Linked DNA regions of Homo sapiens: region 2 is linked to region 1. Evidence: read pairs that join two places in POLR2A ChIA-PET (ENCODE). Cell type or tissue: A673. All regions are shown on one strand. Links, peaks and the distances in the headings refer to the core of each region. The heading gives the core; the rest is flanking DNA. Region 1 has its middle 11 kb from the start of MIR759. Region 2 overlaps SUGT1 (SGT1 assembly cochaperone of MIS12 kinetochore complex).

Region 1 (10,848 bases), core at 3,003-8,002:
AAGACACTGTTGTTATTGAAGGGGAGGCCCAGGACTGGCAGAGGGGATGCACTAAACAGCCCCTGTGGGTGTGGAGGAGAGGGCAGGCAGAGCAGTCTGCCCTGGGAAGGCTGGGAGGAACCTGCCATGGGTTTGGACAGGCAGGCAAAAGACAGCTGCCCTTTCTGAAGGCATGCGCCCTCCAAGGCCTGCCAAAAGGTCAGCTTACCATAGAGGACCCGAAGTGAGCCCAGAGCCTTTTAGGAACACATCTGCTATTCATGTATAATGTAACTGGATCAACTCTGAAACCAAGAGGCTTTAACCGCAGAGCTTGTCTGGAGGGAGATAATGAGGAGGAAGAAAAGGCCAATGAAAACAGAAAGTCCAGATAAAAAGCCCAGAAACAGATTAGGTCATCCCAGGTTTATTGTCATGGAAGAACCATTTCTCCAAGAGTGAAAAACTTGCAGCCCAGTTGCTAAACAAACTAACCTGTGGATTGTTTTACCTTCCTGGCCTCAGTTAGCTCCCTAGATCTTGGTTCACCTCCCTGGGCCTAGGTTAACCTCCCTGAGTCTCTCTTGGTTATCTTTTGGCTCTAACACCAGAGATTTCCCAGATTCTAAGTGGTAAGAAACATACAAAAAGTAAACTAAATAACATGTTTCCTTGAAATATTAATCAATCATGCTTTCCTTTTTATGACTCGCTTTTGAATCAGTCAGAGGCATTCATGTGGCCTCAAGGAGAATTAGGAATGCTTTAGTGGGACTGCAAAGGGAAGAAAATAAATTTTTTGCTTTCAAAATAAGCCTTCAGAGCTCAAAGTGAAGCCCTGGGGGAAGCAGGGGAGAGTTTTCATTATAACCATGGATGGAAAGAAGAGAAGGGGTGTCTACCAGGTGACAGTTAAACTGGACTGGGATGGGAATCAAGACCCAGGATGGGATGGTGGATGGGGTTGAGAGGAGGACACCAGACCTGGTGAGCAGGGAGGACACCCCAGGGAAAGAAGGAGTTCTTATGATCAGGGACCAGAACCTGAAGTCTCATGACAGCCAAGTCATTCCTTTTTTGGCTTTTTTGTTTGTTTGTTTTTTTGAGACAGGGTCTTGCTCTGTCACCCAGGCTGGAGTGCAGTGGCGCGATCTCAGTTCATGGAAATCTCCAACTCCCAGGCTCAAGCTATCTTCCCACCTCAGCCTCCCAAGTAGCTAGGACTACAGGCGTGAGCCGCCATGCCCAGCTGATTTTTGTATTTTTGGTAGAGACGAGGTTTCACTATGTTGCCCAAGCTGGTCTTGAATTCCTGAGCTCAAGCGATCTGCTCGCCTCAGCCTCTCGAAGTGCCGGGATTACAGGCGTGAGCCACTGGAAGTCTCAAGATAACCAAGTCATCCTTGACTCCTCTCACTCACACCCCACATACACTCCATCAGAAGAGCCTTTTCTGCCTACAGAATGCATCCAGAATCTAATCACTTCTTACCACTTCTGCTCCTACCACCCTGGTGCCAGCCACCAGCACCTCTCACCTGGTTTATTACACACCTCCCAGTGGGTCTCCATGTGCCTGTCCTACCCTCATCTCTTCTCAGCACCGCAGTTGGAGCTGTGTGCCATGTAAGTCAGATCCTGTGATTCCTCTGCTCCAATCATCTGACAACTCCCCATCTCAAGCATCCTCAAAGCAAAGCCTCCCAGATCCCACCAGGATAGGGCTCCTGTGACCTCTGTCACCTCCCATCATCCTTACTGCTCCTTGAACATGCCTGACACTCTCCCACCGAGGGCCTCTGCATGAGCCCTCTCCTCCATGGATGCTCCAGCCATCCTCATGGCTGCCTTCCTCTCCTCCCCAATCCCTGCTTAAGCTCGCCTTTTCACCCTACTGCCAGCTGCCTCACAAACACCCCCGACTGGTCTTGCACAAATTGCCTTCTAAGATATTACGTAAGAATTTATTGGCCAGGCGCGGTGGCTCATGCCTGTAATCCCAGCACTTTGGGAGGCCGAGACAGGCGGATCATGAGGTCAGGAGACCGAGACCACAGTGAAACCCCATCTCTACTAAAAATACAAAAAATTAGCTGGGCGCAGTGGTGGGCACCTGTAGTCCCAGCTACTCGGGAGGCTGAGGCAGGAGAATGGCGTGAACCGGGGAGGCGGAGCTTGCAGTGAGCTGAGATCGCACCACTGCACTCCAGCCTGGGTGAGAGAGCGAGACTCCAACTCAAAAAAAAAAAAAAATTTATTATGTTTAACCCTCCTTGTCTGTCTCCCCTACTGGAATATAAGCTCCATGAGGACAGATATCTTTGTTCTATTCACTGATGTAGCTCAAGTACCTAAAAGAGTGCCCAGAAGGTGGTCAATAAATATTTGTTGAAGGCCAGGCATGTTGGCTCACGCCTGTAATCCCAGCACTTTGGGAGGCTGAGGCGGGTGGATCACAAGGTCAGGAGTTTGAGACCAGCCTGGCCAACATGGTGAAACCCCGTCTCCACTAAAAATACAAAGATTAGCCGGGTGTGGTGGTGTCTGCCTGTAATCCCAGCTACTCGGGAGGCTGAGGCAGGAGAATCGCACGAACCCAGAAGGCAGGGGGTTACAGTGAGCCGAGATCGTGCCACTGCACTCCAGCCTGGGAGACAGGGTGGGATTCTGTCTCAAAAAAAAAAAACAAAACAAAAAATATGTTGATCGAATGAATGAATGAATGAAACCATCCCCACCCACTGAGCAATGTCTATGTGGTCCAGGCTGAATGGCCCAGCAGCCACTGTTGGCTGAGTCTTCAATCAACAGCTGCCTATGGACTTTCCAGCAATAGGAGGTCCACGTGGGCCCCAAGACTTTTCTGAGCCTCATCCAAACTTGCCCCATACAGATATTCCCCCTTTAACTGCTAAGGAGGCTGTAGTGGTGAGAAGGGAAACACTGCACAGTGGTGAAGGCCACCCCATGGCTAAAGATCTGATGGTGCTCTTTTGTTCTATTTTATGCAGCAAAATTTTATTCAATGTGGAAACTAGTAGTGCTCAGGCCTTGGAGAAATTTTGTAATGAGTCCATACCAGAATATGTAAATAACTCTTAGAAATCAATAAGAAAAATACAGAAAACCCAATAGAAAAATGGACAAATGACTTAGATCCTTCGCAAAAGATGATCTCCAGACAATAAATACAGTAAATTGGTTAATTAATCATAAGAGAATTGCTAACCAAAACTACAATGCAGTACACCCATCAGAATGCCAAGAGGAAAACGGAGGAAATTTGTGTTGGCAAGGAAGCAGGACAACTGCAACTCTCAAACACAGCTGGTGGAAGTGTAGTTGTACAACTACTTTGGAAACCATTTGGCAGAATCCACTGAAGCTGAACATACTCATACCGTATGACCCAGCAATTCTACTCCTAGGTATACACCCAGCAGAAATGCATCTATATGCTCATTACAGATGTGAACTTGAATGCTCACAGCAACACTGTTTGTAAAGCATAAAGCTGGAAACTACCTAAATACTCATCAACAGTAGAACAAATAAATTATGCTTTATTCATGCAATGAAATTCTTTAAATGGCCTATATCTACACACAAATATACGAATGCCTCTTACAAAAGTCAGAGAGGAAAGAGTACATACTGTATGACTTCATTTGAGTAAATTACGAAACAGGTGAAATAATCTATGGTGCTAAAAGTCAGGATGGTTATTATCCTGGTGAGGGTAGCGACCATAGGGGTTTCTAGGGTGCTGGTAATGCTGTTTCTTGATTGGAATGCTGATTGCATAGGAGTGTTCATGAAAATTCATCCAGGTCGATATACATACTATGTGTACTTTTTGTGTAAGCATTATATTATACTTGGAATTTACTTTTTTTTTTTTTCTGAGACGGAGTCCTGCTCTGCCACCCAGGCTGGAGTGCAATGGTACAGTCTTGACTCACTGCAATCTCCGCCTCCCAGGTTCAAGCAATTCCCCTGCCTCAGCCTCCCGAGTAGCTGGAACTGCAGGCACATGCCACCATGCCTGGCTAATTTTTGTATTTTTAGTAGAGACAGGGTTTCTCCATGTTGGCCAGGCTGGTCTCAAACTCCTGACGTCGGGTGATCTGCCCTTGCTGGCCTCCAAAAGTGCCAGGATTACAGGCATTAGCCACTGCGCCCAGCCTCAAGGAATTACTTCCAATGAGGGGGACAGATACATGAGCCATTCCTCACGTTGTAAGGTGGAACGAAGTGAGTGAAAAGCAGAAATGGAAGCCATGTGCTATGAAGGCCAAGAGGGACAGAATTCTCTCTGACTTGGAGATGCGGTTCACAAAGAAAGCTGGGCTTTGAGGAAAAAAGCTGAATAAATTAATGGAGAAAAATCCAGGCAGAGCAAAGACCAGAAACACAATACCAAGCATGCCTCATTTGAGGGCTGAGAGAAAAGCTTAGAAGCCAGAACTTGAGGGAGTGGGGAGGGAGGGGGAAGGAAGGGAGCATCCCACGGGCCCTGCCTTTCCTACCTCAACACATTGCCATGTGTTGACTTTAGCTTTCCTCTAACTGACTTCTAAAGAACCACAGTATGTTCACAAGTATTAACAAAATCATTGCATGGCCAAAGACATTAAGAAAACACTGCACACTAGATCTCTCTTGGAGATTCATAATATACCTTAACATATTAAAAGCTTGTAACATCCTGCAATCATGAAGCCTGCTGAATTCAGTGTTTCTCAACTTTAGTTCACTATGGAATCTTTTCTGTCTCTCTCTCTTTCTTTCTTTCTTTTCTTCCTTTCTTTTTGAACGCATATTAAGATGCCATCTGGTCACACCTAGGGTAATGCCAGCTCCAGTAATAAAGAAATCCCAATTTTTTTCAGTGCCTTCCACAATAAAAATGTACTGCTTACTGACATGGTACTATTAGTGAAATGCAGGAGTCACTTGTCAGTGGGTGGTCATCCATAGTGATTCAAGGCCCAGGTTTCTTCCATTTGGTGACTTTTCCATTGCCTGGCATTCAGAATCTTTAGCATCCTAGTCAGCAGATAGGGAATACAGAATGGAAAAGTAGGTTCACTTCTTGACCGCCTTAACCATTGATAAGAATACTAGTTACATGTCCCCATCTGGGCACAAATGCATTTGGGAAATGTAGTCTGTGGCTGGGCAGCTATTCTATGGTATTAGAGAATGCAAATTTTGTTGTGGTTTTTCTGCCACATCCAGTAACTGAATATATTCCCTAAGCCACTGCTTTTTGTCATCGCACCTTTAATCATGCCATTCCTTTTGCCTAGATAGTCCCTTCCCCTCCCACAAATACTTTCTCCAACTGGCAAATTCTTACCCTCCTCTGGAGCCCAAGAGAAAGGTCACCTGCTCCATGAGCCCTTTCCTCACCTTGACCTTGTTGATCTTCTCTGTGTACCCGCATGACTTTGGTGAGAGGTCATCAAAACCTTGTGTCTATTTCCAACCAGAAGAAGAACCCTATATGGGCAAGGTCTCTACCTCAGTTACCTTCATATCCCCAGTCCAGAGCTGTGCTTGATGAAACAGTCAGGGCACAATAAATAGAGTGGAAAGGGAGGGAGGGAAGGAAAGAAGGAAGGAAGGTAGGAAGGAAGGAAGGAAGGAAGGAAGGAAGGAAGGAAGGAAGGAAGGAAGGAGGGAGGGAGGGAGGGAGGGAGGAAAGGAAGGAAGGAAGGGGAGGGAGGGAGGGAACAAACTGTGGCATATGAAGGAATATAGTAGGAGGATATTGCCCCTTTCAATCTGTTATTCTGTAATTAACAAGGGCAAAGGGGCTTTTTATAAGAGTTTTGCTCCTCTTAGGAGCCCAGGGGTTAGATAGATGCCACTATAGGCAATTTATGCTCTAATCTTTTTCTCTGAGTGTTTTTTGTAGATGGCCTTTAACAGCATGCAAATTTGTACCCTTTTGTTCATTCAATCTCAGGATTGACACTAATGTAAACAATTATTGAAGTCCCATGTCTGGAAGATGCCTGGATAAATGTTTTGGTCTGAACGCAGTCAAGCTGTACTTGATGGTATATAATTTAAAATAACACAATTAAAATGGGTAAGAAAAATCCAGACAAGCCGGGCACAGTGACTCACGCCTGTAATCCCAGTACTTCGGAAGGCAGAAGCTGGTAGATCACCTGAGGTCAGGAGTTCGAGACCAGCCTGGCTAACATGGTGAAACCCTGTCTCTACTAAAAAAATTAGCCGGGCATGGTGGCGTGTGCCTGTAATCCCAGCTACTTGGGGTGCTGAGACAGGAGAATTGCTTCAACCCAGGAGGCGGAGGTTGCAGTGAGCTGAGATCGCACCATTGCACTCCAGCCTGGGCGAGAAAGCAAAAAAAAAAAAAGAAAAGAAAAGAAAAGAAAAATCTGGACAAGATTTAATGCTCTAAAAAGAAACTTTAAAATGCAGTCTCACAATCTTTTTATTGATATTGTCAAGATAAAATATTATTCCCAGAGAGGTTCATCAGTCTTTCTTCACTGAAAACCAGAAGAGGCACCTGATCTGGTGCGGGCACCAGAGGAGCTTTGCCTGCCTCAGCCCAGGGTGATGCAGGAGTCAGCTGCCCTGCCCTGTTCACCTGACTTCAGGAGCCTGAGTCAGAGTTCAGTCTGCACAGGCAGGACTTGAACCCAGACCCACAGAGTGAGCCCTTGTCAGCTGTGCTGAGTAAGAAATTAGAAATGTTGCAGGTCCTGAGGTGGGGTAGGTGGACAGTGGGATTCCTGAAGGATTCCATACCACCTGGCAGGAAGAACAAATCAAATCCCTGGTTTTAGCACTGACTTGTCTCTAAGACAGCATAAACAAGTTACTTAATCTTTGCTGGCCTTATTTTTGTTATCTTTAAAAAGGGACTAACTATATCAGTCCTCCTTTACCACCTCAGAGTGTTACAAAAACCAAATCAGACCAGAAATTTACATTAAGCCAAGAGTGACCAGGAAGAGGGAAAATGTCCAGACATCCTTGCTACCCTGGAGTTGTATGTCTTCCAGACAGGGTTGCTGCCTCACCCTAGGGTGTCCCTTCTGGCATCTCAGGTATTGCCCAACCACACAAAAACAGAAGATCTGCCATGAGCAAGAGCTGGAGCCTGAGCTGGTGAATGTCCCACCACCTTGACAGTGGATATGCGTTTGGCCAGGGTGTCATGGGGGCTATTGCTGATAACCATGACCTTAATATCTGATCCCACATTTCTCATCTTTACCAGACTTTAGACAGAGCCATCCCTCTAAATGCCAGTTTGGTCTGATGCTTGATGCCTTGTTTTCAGCAGCTTTCCTTCCCAAGACATGCTGGCTTCATTGATAAGTGTTGCTAGCTCTTTATCGACATCATTTTAGGAAAGGTTGCCAAGGCAACAGGATTCAGGAATGATTCTCATTACTGTACAGTTCCCAACAAATAAGTGTCTGTGTGTATGTGGTCTCAACCAGTATTGGCACTCCCATCTCCAAGCTAAAACGTCAACACTTACAGTTTGCAGCACACAATTCAACATGTAATTATATATTGTCTCTTAGTAATTATACATTGTCTTAGTGAACAATGCAGCTGTGGGCACCCACAGCAGCTCACATTAATACCTCCTACGTTAACATCCTCCTTCACTGATGGGCCAATAATACACATTTGTAGAAGCCATAAAGAAAGCCAAGATATTCACAGAAACATATTTATAGACCAAACCTAAACTCTGACTTCTGAACACTGCCTCAGTTTCCATCATGTAGGACCTTATGGTTCCCACTGCTGGAATTGGCCAGACTGTGATTGTTTTGTTTTACCCATTGGTTTTCCAAGAAGGAAATACCAATACTCTCAATGTAGCCAGGGTTTGACAAAGACCAAGTGGGGTGAGCCCATTCAAACTGGGACAGATTCCTATATATTTTCTAAAACTATGGAATAGGAGTGAAACCACAATGTCAAAAGTCTCCAGCTTCAACCCTGGTGCTTCACTTGGATGATGTCCCTGCTCTGTACCCAGAACTATGAAACCCACACCAATCACTTAGAAATGTCAGACTTGGCCGGGCGCGGTGGCTCACATCTGTAATCCCAGCACTTTGGGAGGCCGAGATGGGCAGATCACGAGGTCAGGAGATCGAGACCATCCTGGCTAACACGGTGAAACCCCGTCTCTACTACAAATACAAAAAATTAGCCGGGCGTGGTGGCGGGTGCCTGTAGTCCCAGCTACTCCAGAGGCTGAGGCAGGAGAATGGCGTGAACCCGGGAGGCAGAGCTTGCAGTGAGCTGAGATCGCGCCACTGCACTCCAGCCTGGGCGACACAGCGAGACTCTGTCTCAAAAAAAAAAAAAAAAGAAGAAATATCAGACTTTACTTTTCCTCTCTAGGCTGTGAAGGAAATCTATAGTGACAGTAGAGTTGAAGGGGGAAAATATAAATAATTTAAAATCTCTATGTGGGTTATAACATATAGCTCTTCCTCTTCCCCATCTCCTCCCTTCCTCCCCAAAAAAGCTTTAGAGGAGATAACTGGATTACAGGAGGTCTGGGATTGTAAGCACTGAGTTGCATTTTGAAAGAATTGGTGGCTCCAGGTCATTTTAATCAAGTTGCATGTCAGCTTGCAAATTTTCCAAATTAGCTGTAGCTGGAGGAGAGCAAGATGCCTTTCTTTCCTAAAGAATCAAAACAGATTGTTGTGACATGTTCTCAGTCATAATGACAGATTGGAGCCACTGTTTGTGGTACAAGTCAGAAAACAAAGCAACTTTTTTTTCCCTAAAATTGTAACCTTTGATTGATTTCTGTTGAGATTTGGGCATCTCCCAGTTTGTCAGTGATGTTGATGGAGTTCACAAAAATCTTAAAAGCCAGATGCGGACACAGAGACTGATTTAAAGACTGGAAAAGGAAGCCTCTTGGCCTTGAGGGCAAGTTTTAGGGATGCTTAGTGTGAATGCTGTTCAAATGTTGTTCCCTAGAAATGAGAGGATAATAGAAAAGGAATAGTTGGCACTCCCTCATCCTGGGCAGCACTCTGCTTCTGAAACAGGAATACTCCTACAAATAAAAGCTATGCAAGCCATCCTGAATAAGGCCGGCTCTGCACAATCAAACCAATGGATCATGCCCAGCCGGGGATCTGTGTATCCCCCGATCAGTCCATGCAAAGGTCAGTCCTACATCACATCTCGTCAGAATGGCTGAGGCACAGAAGATTGGTTTTCACAAACCAGGCAGGAAGGGTTTTAGACCTGTCATTCATCTTGAAGTCACCCAGTAAACAATACAGCTTAAGACTATGGTTCCTGAATCCATAAATAGAATATTGAATTAATATTTGCATAATGCAAGGGAGGAACTAGGAAGCCAGGGAATGAACAATGACGGGATATGCTGGAACAATCCCTTAAAATGCCAACAAACCCAAAAATAAACAAGCACCTCCCACATTCTCAATATCTCAGTTTCCTTTACCAACTATTTCTCATTTTCTTCTTAAACCCACACCTTGTCTTAGTCCAGCTTTGAGGGTCATCTCCTCCCCCAAAGAACTTAGAGAAATGAGAATGAGTGCGTTTTCAGAAAAAGAATAGAAAATAGGGGAATGGGCTGGCCACAGTGGCTCACACCTGTAATCCCAGCACTTTGGGAGGCCAAGGCAGGTGGATCATGAGGTCAAGAAATCGAAACCATCCTGGCCAACATGGTGAAACCCTATCTCTACTAAAAATACAAAAATTAGCTGAGCATGGTGGCTTGTGCCTGTAGTCCCAGCTATTCGGGAGGCTGAGGCAGAACAATCGCTTGAATCCGGTAGGTGGAGGTTGTGGTGAGCCGAGATTGCACCACTGCACTACAGCCTGGTGACAGAGTGAGATTCTGTCTCAAAAAAAAAAAAAAAAAGAAAAGAAAAAAGAAAATACGGAAATAATGCATTGAGCCAAAAGTTGCATAGATCTGGTATGAAAAGAGGAAGAGATGCCAAGGGAATGAGAGAGAAACAGTTCAGAAGAATGATGAGAACTCAGAGAATTGAATGTCACGGAGGCCCTCTGAGGAAAGAGCTTCAAGGAAGATGGGTTGCTAAGAGCACCCAAGATTACAGAGTATTAAGGGATGGGCACTGCGCAGCTTGACCATTGGAGAGATGCCCCTGATGTCAGGGGTGTCATCTGAATAAGAAGCTAGGGAAGGTCCCCACTGAGGAGGTGTAAGCTGCCCCAGGGATATGCCCCAGATAATGTTGGCGGCAGATGAGGATGACTGGTAAAGAAGCTCACCAGTGAAAAGAAGTAGAACTGGGGGAGCGGGTCAAGTGTCTGAAAGCTGGAGAAGGGCCAGTGGAGAAAAAGAGAAACAATCCAGACTACAGGAGAGAACACAGGGTCCCAACAGAAATGATGGCCTCCAAGGTTGGCTCTGTTGAGGAAAATGTCCACCTAATCTTCTGAAACTGGAAAGTGGAGGGCAGGGGAGGTGACAAACCAGAAATATATTGGAGTGGAGGGGAGATGGCCAGAGATCATTCCAGTGGGCCTCAGTCTTCTCATGACCATCCGCCTAGTTGGGACAGAGGTAGGGAGCATCTGGAGAGAAGGGAGGACATTTGCAAGCACCTTGGATAGAACAGAATGGAAGGGGAAAGGGGAAAGTTTTAGGCAGACAGTGGGAATTGGATGAAGAATCAAAGTGCGCTGGGTAGGAGAATAAATGCATTAAAATCCCTGAAAAATCAGCAGTGGAAAATATTCTCAAGCTCTCTCTTCCTTCCTATGCTGGCCTAAAACGAGGCCACAGTCCAATCAGGCCTCCTAATATCCAATAAGATCAGCAGT
Region 2 (10,848 bases), core at 2,586-7,585, 130 kb after region 1:
AAATGTTCCTCCCAATACTGCTCTCTACATCCCTTTTGTCAAAATAGCTGAGAAACTAACATCCACTGTTTTTCTACGCTTTCTCTTCACTTGTAAACCGACTTTCTCCCTGCCCATTCCTCCTCAAAACAAAACAACACACACAACACCAACACATAGTTTTTTTTCAGGGCCAAATATATTGTTTTGAAAATCCTATCCACCTTCCTTCTACTAGATATCCTTCTATCTTTGTACATTTTCACTAGTAGCCAGGTAAAACAAAAAATGCGTGCCATGGTAAGTTAAGAGCCTGGGAAATATGGATTTAATTAATCCTAATGCTGACTCCCAGGAAGGATGAGAACAGAGGTTTTAATCTCTATTTTGTAGATAAGCAAGCTGGGTCAGATAGGTTAAGTGACTTGCCCTTATCTACAGTCTCCAGCTTGCAATACACAGGAATCTGACAAGTATATTAATTTCTTACAAAAACAGGACAGGAAGAGTATCATCTTGAATATCTAAGGTGTTGAGTTTAGAAAAAACATGGTAACTGTAACACTAAAAAGCCTTGATCTTTAATCTCAGAAAAACTTTTAACACCTGGAGATGGCAGATGAACTACTGAGAGATGAGTAATCTAACCTCCCTGCTCATTCACTATAATATCAAATAACTACTAGATACTCATGTCGGCAAAGACTGTTTCCATTGTTAGAAAATGCAACAACAAGCAGTATGCAACAAGTAGACAACGGGTTAACAGAATAACTGGACCCAACTGAGAAGACCTAGATTTTAGTCCTAGACAATGAGAACTGAGGGATAATCTTGAGCTTAACTTTTCTGAGCCTGCAAAATGGGAGGAATACTAAGGGGCTGCCTGTTATGCAGGGCTGTTAGAATTAAGTAAGATACTACATTTAAAGTGATTATATATTTTTTAAAGCTTTCAGCTACATATAAACCTCAGCCTCAAAATCTATTGGAGTCAGTCCTAAAAGAAACACATACATCTTTCAAATAAAGTGTGAAGCAGATGCTTAAATACCTTAAATACCAACTAGATATACTTCAGTCCTTAAAAAGTATCTGTTGGTGTTAATACCCTGATTTTGAAAATTATACCACAGACTACTTAAGAGGTAATCATTGGACTAGTTAAGACACTATCAATGGGGGAAACTGGGTGAAAGCTATATGAGAATCTCTTATTTTTGAAATTTCTAAACATCCAAAATTATTTCTTAAGAAATAACTATACACACACACACAAACACACACACAAATGATCTGTTGAATAACTCAGTGTTTTCTAAAAGGTGCCACAAGGAAATGTGTTTTCTGTTACAGAAGAAAGCAGTCAAAATCAGAAAAAGCTGAGACACATGTTAGCTTGTTTCAGTCATTAAATCAGACCATTACTTCCAATAAAAAGAAATTTCCCTCCACTCATTAATGAAGCTATTGCTATAAAATATAATCTTAGGTTGTAGTTCTGAGTGTGCTGTGAATTTGTCCACTAGAAAAATTCTTACCTAGTTATTGCACATACTTAAAATTGACCTCAACACAAAGTTCTGTTTCTTACAGGGTTATATATACAATGAAGCCTGGTTTTCTACTCTTCTCCTAGACTTTCCTTTGGCATTTACCACCTATTTGCGTCCATCTCTAAATTAGCAATAAGAAATGGGGTAGATACCTTACCCTGTAAAGCCCTGCAAATTCCAGGCAATTAGATGACAGTATCAGTAGAAGGAACAGAAAGGAATTAAGAAAGGGAGAGGGAAGAAGGGGAAATATATCCGCCGAGTAAACCAACTTACAACCCAAAAAGAAACAACAGGAAGGGCCAACACGCAAAACTAAACACCCTCCAACTGATGTCATAAACTTTACATGGTAAACAATAAATCCCAACTCCCTCTAGGATTTTGCTGCCATTCATTTGTATTCTTAGAATTTGAGAAGTCAGAACTTTCACAGAAAGGCTACTTTATATTCATTACGGAGCAACCTTATTATACTCAATGTATCTTATCTTGAGAACATAAATAATGAAAGTAAAAAGAATGTTCATTACTATTTAATTTCAATTACACAACACAATATGAATATAAAGCTCATCAAGGCCAGAAAACAAACCTGCTACGAATTGTTTTGGCGTAGGCACATCTCCTTGCCCCTCTAGCTTTTCCCATCTCACAGCCTCTGGCTTTTTCAGTTTAATTTCAATCTGGAGGAAACACCAAATAAACTCCATTACTCGACGTAAAATACACAAAACAGTAAAAAATGCAGTTTTCTTAAGTCATCAAAGTTTTGTTAAGAATAGTATCTTTGACAGTTTCCTTAAATTATACAAGGTTAAATTTGAAAAACTATGAAACAATTTTGTTTCTACACTCAAAATTCACCCTTGAAAAAAAACAACATACACACTATATATAAGCTATAATCAAGAAGAGACTTGAAATACATATGCTTTTTTTCATCCAAAGCAATGTTCTGAACCAGGGATGATTCTGCCACCCAGGGGACATTTAGCCATGTCTGGAGACATTGTGGGTTGTCATACTGCAGTGAGGGAAGAGGTGATAATGACATCTATTGAGTAGAGACCACGGTTGCTACTAAACATCCTACAATGTACTGGGCAATTCCCCAAAATGTCAATAATGCCATTACAGAGAAATCTGATTCTAAAAGAATTACTGCATTTACATGTGCATTAACCTGTTTTACAGTGGAGAAACTTATTTCACTGTATAAACACAATACAACTCATGTTAACATTCAGGCAATCTTTCATTCAACAAATAATTACTAAGCACCTACTATGAGACAGTACAGTCTTCAAGGCTGTGGGAGATTTTTGTTTTATTTTTAGAGACAGGGTCTTGCTCTGTCTCCCAGGCTGGAGTGCAGTAGAAGGATCATAGCTCACTCTAGACTTGAACTCCTGGGCTCAAGTGATCCTCCAGCCTCAGCTTCCCAAGTAGCTGGGACTACAGACAAGTGCCACCACTCCTGGCTAATGTTTTTAAAATTTTTCGTAGAGACAGAGTCTCACTAGGTTGCCCAGGCTGGTCTCAGACTCCTGGCCTCAAGCCATTCTCCCACCTCAGCCTCCCAAAGTGCTAGGATTACAGGCATGAGCCACCAAGCCCAGGTGGATTTTTAAAATATTAAAGACACATCCTCGACCATTTGGAAGTATGTGAGATACTTTAAGAAAGTTACTGAAGTTCTAAATAAGTAAATGTTCTAAAAGCTCAGGAGAGAGCACACCTGACTGTGAAGGGGAAACGCTTTATACATCTTGAAGGGCTCTGAAGGGTAGAAGCATTTGCAAGAGTGAAGGGGTAGGTCTCCAGAGCATAGGGAATGGCCTAACTGGAGCATGGGTATGAAAGGACACTGCATCGGGGAGTACTGAGAAGACTAAGTTCACTTACTTACCGAGAAGACTAAGTTCACTTATTAAAATGAAAAGTTAATAGTATCCTAATAGCATCTTTTACTATCTAATTAAGGCTAGGCCTCTGAGTCTATCCTTGCCCCCAACACACACAATCACATAGCATTTTATCTACCTTTTGTTTTCTTTATTCAAATAATGCTCTCACCTCTATTTTAACAGGCTAATATCAGCATTTTTAGTGCAAATATTAAAGTAAGCACTATAATAAACATTATATAAAACAGTTTAAATGAGCAATTGAATTAGAATTTTATATTCTCATGTTTTTTTCCTATGAAAAGGATCACTACTTTTGTAAATGGGATTAAAAAATCAAAAGGCAGACTTAAAAAAAGAAGTCTATTCACCCTTTGGTTCTTTTATCTTTTATCAGATGACTCATTAAACTAGCAATTCCAGGCCATCTTTATACCAAATGCATTTAGCAAAAGGACCTTCAAAATTTGCACCTTAAAATACCTTAACAAGCGCTAACACAGGGAAAAACTGCCAATATTTTTAATCAGAGATAAAATGATGGTATATGTATGTGGGGTATCTGGTCTCAAGCGTTTATTTTTATTTTCTTTTGGAGCAAAGAAATGTAATAAACGACTGTTTTCATAATAAGAGAAAAATATGAAGCAAACGTCACTGGGATAAGGGCAAAGAGTAGTAACCCCAGCACCTTAGGAGGCCGAGGCAGGCAGATCACCTGAGGTCAGGAGTTCAAGACCAGCCCGGCCAACATGGCAAAACCCTGTCTCTACTAAAAATACAAAAAATAGCCAGGCATAGTGGCATGTGACTGTAGTCTCAGCTACTCGGGAGTCTGAGACAGAATTGCTTGAATCTGGGAGGCGGAGGCTGCAGTGAGCCAAGATCGTGCCACTGCACTTCAGCCTGGGCAACAGAGCGAGACTCTGTCAAAAAAAAAAAAAAAAAAAAAGTATACTATCTTTGGTGTAATTTACATGTTTAAACTCTACATATATAAAAACATATTTCATAAGAATCTCTAGAATTCCCTAAAGTTAACTACAATTAATTTTTTATAAAGTAATATACCACCAATATCTTCTATATTCTGGTTACTTTAAGTTGTCACTGCTACGATATTTATCAAAAGGGACATAAATCAAATAGATGGCAATGACACAGCAATAGTTACTGAAAAGAACTGTTAATATTATCTGAAAAATTAAAATTGCATCTTCTTTAATTTTCAACTCATCTAAAAAATGAGGGCCTGGAAAGTACTGTGTACATCACCACATTAAACTTGGCCACAGGCCACCCTATATTCACACTTCATGTTCCTGTAACTATGAACATACTGTCTATAAAAAGTTCCTTGTTTCACCTGAAGAGCAGCACAGAGTAGCATTCGCATCTACTGAAAGCCACTATAACCTGAGTAACTGTGCAGTATGAACAAAGAGGACTTTATAAAGCAAAAGGCAAAGCTCTTAGTAACAACCTGCTTCAGCTGAGACAAGCTGACCTCAACTTGAAATTATACTTAATCCATTCATTAAAATAGCTGCATGTAATAAACCACTTAAAGTAGCTTTTTTAAAAAGGTAAAAGGGGCCAGGTGTGTTGGCTCACACGTGTAATCCTGGCACTCTGGGAGGCTGAAGTGGGAGGATCACATGAGCCCAAGAGGTTGAGGCCACAGTGGGCCATGATCACTCCACTGCACTCCAGCATGGGCAACAGAGTGAGACCCTATCTACCCCCACACAAAAAAAAAAAAAGTAAAAGAAGGGAGGGACTAATGTCCTATGAAATCCTTTTTACATTTAATTCACTTTCAATGTTTGTACATGCTTTTAAAAATGAAGTTTTAAGTCTTCATGATTCGGGCAGATAGTTCTAGAATTAGCACCAGTCCAATTTCAGAGGTTTTTACTGCAACCATTAACATACCATTCTATTTTCATTTAAGTCAAAAAAACTTTAAAAGTAACTTAAAACTTTGGTAGTTTGCTTGAATGTTGCTCTCATATGTACAGGGAAGGCTCTCAAGTTGCTAATATCCCAAAAGAGTATTCACAGATTACACTAAGAATCCCTAATGTGCTGGATCATTAGCTCTCAACAGCATAGGTACTACCATCCACTTCTGAAGTCTCCTCTGCATAGCAGAGAGTTTAATTCTTTCCAATGAAAGAAATTTCAGATTTAAAGAGATGGCATTACGCTTAAGCAATCATGATATCCAGACACCACCATCTTAAGTGGTAAGTAAGATCCCACCTACTATTACAGACTGACATGAAGGGATCTTTCCCAGAGACTAAAGAGCTGGGGCAATTTATTGGCAAACTTTTAAGAACCATACACTTCAAGACTGTACTCATTAAATAATTGTTCCCCTAATCTTCAGAATACAGCCTTCCCAACATACTCTTACTAAGCTCTTTTCACATTTAATTGCTACATCAAATTCCTTTGTCTGAAAATAGCTGCCTTCGAGCCCAGACTAATACATCTACCTTGATTTTACACTAAAATATTTCTATAATCATTTTTTAAATGCAAAAAAATGGCAATGAATGGAGAAGATTGAAGGTCTTCTCCAAACTTCTAACAGCTCATTTCAAATATTTGCTGAGTACCTACTCTGTGCCAGAAACAGTGCTGGTACATAAGGACACAGCCTCTGTTCTTCTTAAAGTAATTAATCAGGAGAGACATTCCCATAAACAAAAAGATTCCAGTATGTGTCAGGTGTAGTGACTGACCTATGTATCAGGAAATATCAGGTTATCTGAAAGGAAACATGCTAGAATGTCATCTGAGTGGTGAGTCTGAGTGATTACTTCCTAAACTCCTTTATCTTTTCCAGATTTTCTATGATAACGCATTTGCTGAGTTTACAGCCCGAATAAAAATCGAAATAACTAAAATAAAACAGTAAGAAAGGTACTGTAACATTTATTGAGCTCTTATTACATATCCTGCATGCTACATGCTTCACATATATCATCTTACTTAACGGAATCACCCTATTAAAAAAGATTGTTATCCATATTTTAGAGATGTGGGAGCCAAGATATGAAATAATTTGCTGTAAGCGCATTTTTCAGCTAGAATTTTAACTTATTTCCTAAGAAATAACCAGGGGTTGAGAATAACACAAAAACAATCAGTTGTATAGTTAGAAGAGTCACAAATAGGTGCCATTGGTTAGATATATGACCATAAGCAAGCAACTCAATCTCAGCGAGCCTCAGTTTCTCCTATAAAATGAGAACAGTAGGCCCTGACTCATTTAGGGTTCTCAAGAAGATTAAATGACACTATGTATGAAAAGAATAAAGAACCACGTCTGGCAAATAACAACAGAATGCTATTATCAATATCCTCAGCTAAAAAACCTGGGCAAATTATTGAACATCTCTGGGTTAAGTTTCTCTACCTGTAAACTAGGGATAAAAATACCTACACCATGCAGTAACTATGAGAATTACATGAGATAATTCATAGTACAGTGCCTGGAATGTGATAAAACAGTCAAAACACCTATTCTTATTCTCCACAGGTCAAACAAAATGGGACTGGCTAAATAAGCTACAGTACATGCATATGCCGAAATACTTTGCTGTTGAATATGTAAGGATGTGATAAAAATATCAACAAAATGTAGCTGTTTAAAAATTATGTAAAATTCTTTTAAAAATATATAAATATACATTACAAAATATATGAAAAGATAAGAATACATTCCAAGATCTACAATTTGTGATCTTTTTTTAAACTAATTCAGTTAAAAAAGAAATCTCACTATTATCACCACCACTGTACTAAAAAAGCAAAAGAAAACAATAATTTTAAAAACTCTCATATCTATGTATTCAGACAAGCAGAAGGAAGCATCATGCCCAGATACCCCATTCCATTATATTATCACCAGGATTTTTATTTAACATACATATATTCTTCTATGAACATTAAGCAATAGGATACGCTCTAAAACTTCTCAAAGTGGGAGAAGAGAAAAGGAGGCTATTTTGTTTCTAAGACAGACATTTTTATTTCTCACAATTCCAGGCCTTCGTATTTTATATTGTATAATCAGCAAAATTACTATGACTTAACTATGACTTAAGAATACAAGAACATTTCCACAAGGGCAAATTCACCCCAAAAGACTGAGAATTCTAATTCTTTTTTTTCTTTTGGAGACGGAGTCTCACTCAGTCACCCAGGCGGGAGTGCAGTGGCGCGACATGATCTCGGCTCACTGCAACCTCCGCCTCCCAGGTTCAAGCGATTCTCCTGCCTCAGTCTCCCGAGTAGCTGGGACTACAGGCACCCGTCACCACGTCCAGTTCATTTTTTGTATTTTTAGTAGAGACAGGTTTTCACCAAGTTGACCAGGCTGTTCTCGAACTCTTGACCTCAAGTGATCCGACCGCCTTGGCCTACCAAAGTGTTGGGATTACAGGCATGACCCACCGTGCCCGACTTGTGAATTCTAAATCTTAAAGGGAATGAAAATTAATTTTTAAAATGAGTATTTCACAATATGGGTGCCACTAAAGTCACAATTCTGAGACTGTGACCAGAGAATAGTGTCATGAAATCAACAAGATGAAAGACATATAGTTTCTTAATTTCTAAAAAATTAATAGGCTGACATTAAAGCTGATATTCAGTAAAAAGTAGCAATAACTATCAGAGATACTGAAAAAATATGAATCCTGGCTTGGAAAAACATATTGGATACTACACTGTAAAATAGTTAAGAAATGCTACTTCATTAATTTCAGGGTTTTACCTCTTACTACTTTCATCACAAATTACATATCACTCAAATAAATAATATTTAACCACTGGCTATACATGGATATGCAACATTCATTCAATCTTGAAGGTGGGAAAGAAAAGAGAATTCCCAAAAGCAAAGAAATCGCCCTTTTAAGCTGCAAATTTTACAGAATCTCTACTATTAAGCAGATTCTCCTCTGCAAAATGCGTCCTTTCTCAATTCACAAAGGTCCAAGATATCTCAACAATCAAGATATCTGAATACATGAAAAGCAAATTATTTTAGTACTGTTGTCTCTTAAGTGTCCACGAAGTAAGCCTCAGTAACCCAGATATTTTATTTTCAGTATTTTAATATTGTCTCCCTCTACTGTATGAAAAAGGAAATTCAAAGATTTTATCATTTATTTCCCTTAAGACATAATTAAGAAAACTTCTTTCAATTTGCTTCCCCCCAAATAGTTTAAGAGTTAGTAATCTAACAAGATTTTGTGTGTGCACATATATATATATATGGTATATAAAATACAGAGATTCCAGGGTCAGGACAAGAAAAATAATAATTCTTTAGGACACATCCTTAGAATCTAAGTTCTCCAATTCAAAACTTAGAAAAACCTAAGCAAAGATGCACTAGTTTGGTTGGCAATCAGAAGTGTATCTACGTCTCCTAGGCCAGGCTGAAGAATTTAGTTAACTAGGTAAACTTGGGGAAAGTATTTAAACTCCATTAACATGATTGTTTTTCCACCTGCAAAACTAAGAATAAACATTCTCTGCCAATGTCATGGGACTAAAACCAAAATCCAATTTTAATTCATTCACTGAACTAAGCACCCACTGTGCAATGTATGTGGTGAGGGCTGCCAAGTTTAGCAAATAAAATTATAGCATGAAACATATTTACATAATAAAAATTATTCATTGTTTATCTTAAATAGAAACTTAAATGAACATCTTGTAACTTTATCTGGGGACCCTAACTGGGGCACATACAAAGATACAAATAAAACATGCTTCTTATCCTCAAAGACTTACACAGAAACGAGGGACATGAAATGTATACATAAACTACTATATAAGGAAGAAAAGTCGTCACTTAGCATTTAAAGAGGAAGGGGCAGAAAAGGCAAACTGAGAACATAGTAGTATGGTTGAAGAATGGTTAAAATTAACAAATCCAAGACTCAAAAGAGAAAAAAGAATTGAGATAAGAGTGCTTAATTACATCCTCAACTCTAGCCACACATCTATGTATTTACCACACATGATATTCTTCCACTATAGGAGGTGGCTCAGTAATACAAGTTCTTAAGTCATTTATCATTAATTCACACTCAATTTAAATAACTCCAAATGGACATGCATTAACAATCTTTTTTTTTTTTTTTTTGAGACAGAGTCTCACTCTGTTGCCCAGGCTGGAGTGCAACGTAGTGATCTCAGCTCACTTGCATTAGCAATCTCGATAGACATATACCAAAAAAAGTCAAATTCATTATTTTATGAACTATATCCCTCTCAAATCTACCTATTTTGTGCTTGATTACTAAAAATTCTTTTATTAAACAAATTCTATACTATGTGGATAGGACCAGTGAGAGACCAAAATCCTGGTAAGATTTCATCCCTTTCCTCACTTTCTATTGTCCCAAGCAGCTATTTCAAAAATCTGCCTCATAATTAACCAGCTTTGTTCTTGACAATCTTCAAATAAGTAGGCAGATCCTTTTTAACTGGATGCAAAAAACTACTTCACTTTACACTTTCTTCTCCAACCCTCTGCAGCTGTGTCCTTTCTGCAGGCCCAATTATCATTCTTCACAACACAGGCCAACCCCGATCCTGTTCCACAACAGGAAACTTCACATGTCCTTAGAGCTTCAACCTAATAAATACTAACACAGTATGCTGCAGGACCTATGTATAAAAAAAGGAGTAATAGGCCAGGTGCAGTGGCTCACACCTGTAATCCCAGCAGTTTGGGAGGCCAAGGTGGGCAGATCACGTGGTCAGGAGATCAAGACCATCCTGGCCAATATGGTGAAACCCCATCTCTACAAAAATACAAAAATTAGCTGGGCGTGGCAGTACATGACTGTAATCCCAGCTACTCAGGAGGCTGAGGCAGGAGAATCACTTGAACCTGATTCAAGAAGGCGGAGGTTGCAGTGAGCTGAGATCACAGCACTGCACTCCACCCTGGCAACAGAGCTAGACTACATCTCAAAAACAAGGAAAAAAAAAAAAAGTAGTAATGGAAAAAGCCTACCTACATCATTTATTCCCATTAACTCATTTATCATATACCTTCACACAATTCTACAGCTGAAAGGACTCCAGAGTTCATTTGGTCCACAGCCCTCCTTTCAAAGGTGCTGAAAATTCAGTCTTATAGTCATTTTGTGCCTAGACTAAATACACAGGGCAAGCAAAGATCCAGAGTCAGATTTTTAAATTTTCAGTTTTTTTCCTACTAAATTACACTATTATCTACATCTTTTGAGTGATACTCTCTGAATATTAATTCTGTTGTATATCTCTACTTCTTTTAGAAACTATAAAGGAATCTAAAAATTACTCAAACTATAATTTACTCATTGTTCCCTCATAATAGAGTA

The links. ChIA-PET counts read pairs that join two places held together with the same protein. Peaks named below come from ENCODE experiments on the same cell type or tissue, not always from the same donor. Only the 100,000 strongest peaks of a DNase experiment are listed, where the experiment ranks them.
Region 2: POLR2A ChIA-PET joins it to region 1 with 8 read pairs; 5 of 35 experiments call an interaction of 5 or more read pairs at or near these places.

What each region holds. Positions count from the first base shown.
Region 1 is chr13:52,793,933-52,804,780 of GRCh38, reverse strand. No RefSeq gene overlaps it. Among named protein-coding and RNA genes, the nearest start is that of MIR759, 11 kb to the left of the region's middle. In A673, for the core only: no CTCF peak of the experiment used is centred there; DNase peaks (open chromatin) are centred at 5,560 and 5,870; H3K27ac peaks cover 2,345 bases.
Region 2 is chr13:52,667,603-52,678,450 of GRCh38, reverse strand. SUGT1 (SGT1 assembly cochaperone of MIS12 kinetochore complex) reads right to left here. Exons shown (of 13, transcript NM_006704.5): 11 at 2,131-2,221. Among named protein-coding and RNA genes, the nearest start is that of SUGT1, 20 kb to the right of the region's middle. In A673, for the core only: no CTCF peak of the experiment used is centred there; no DNase peak of the experiment used is centred there.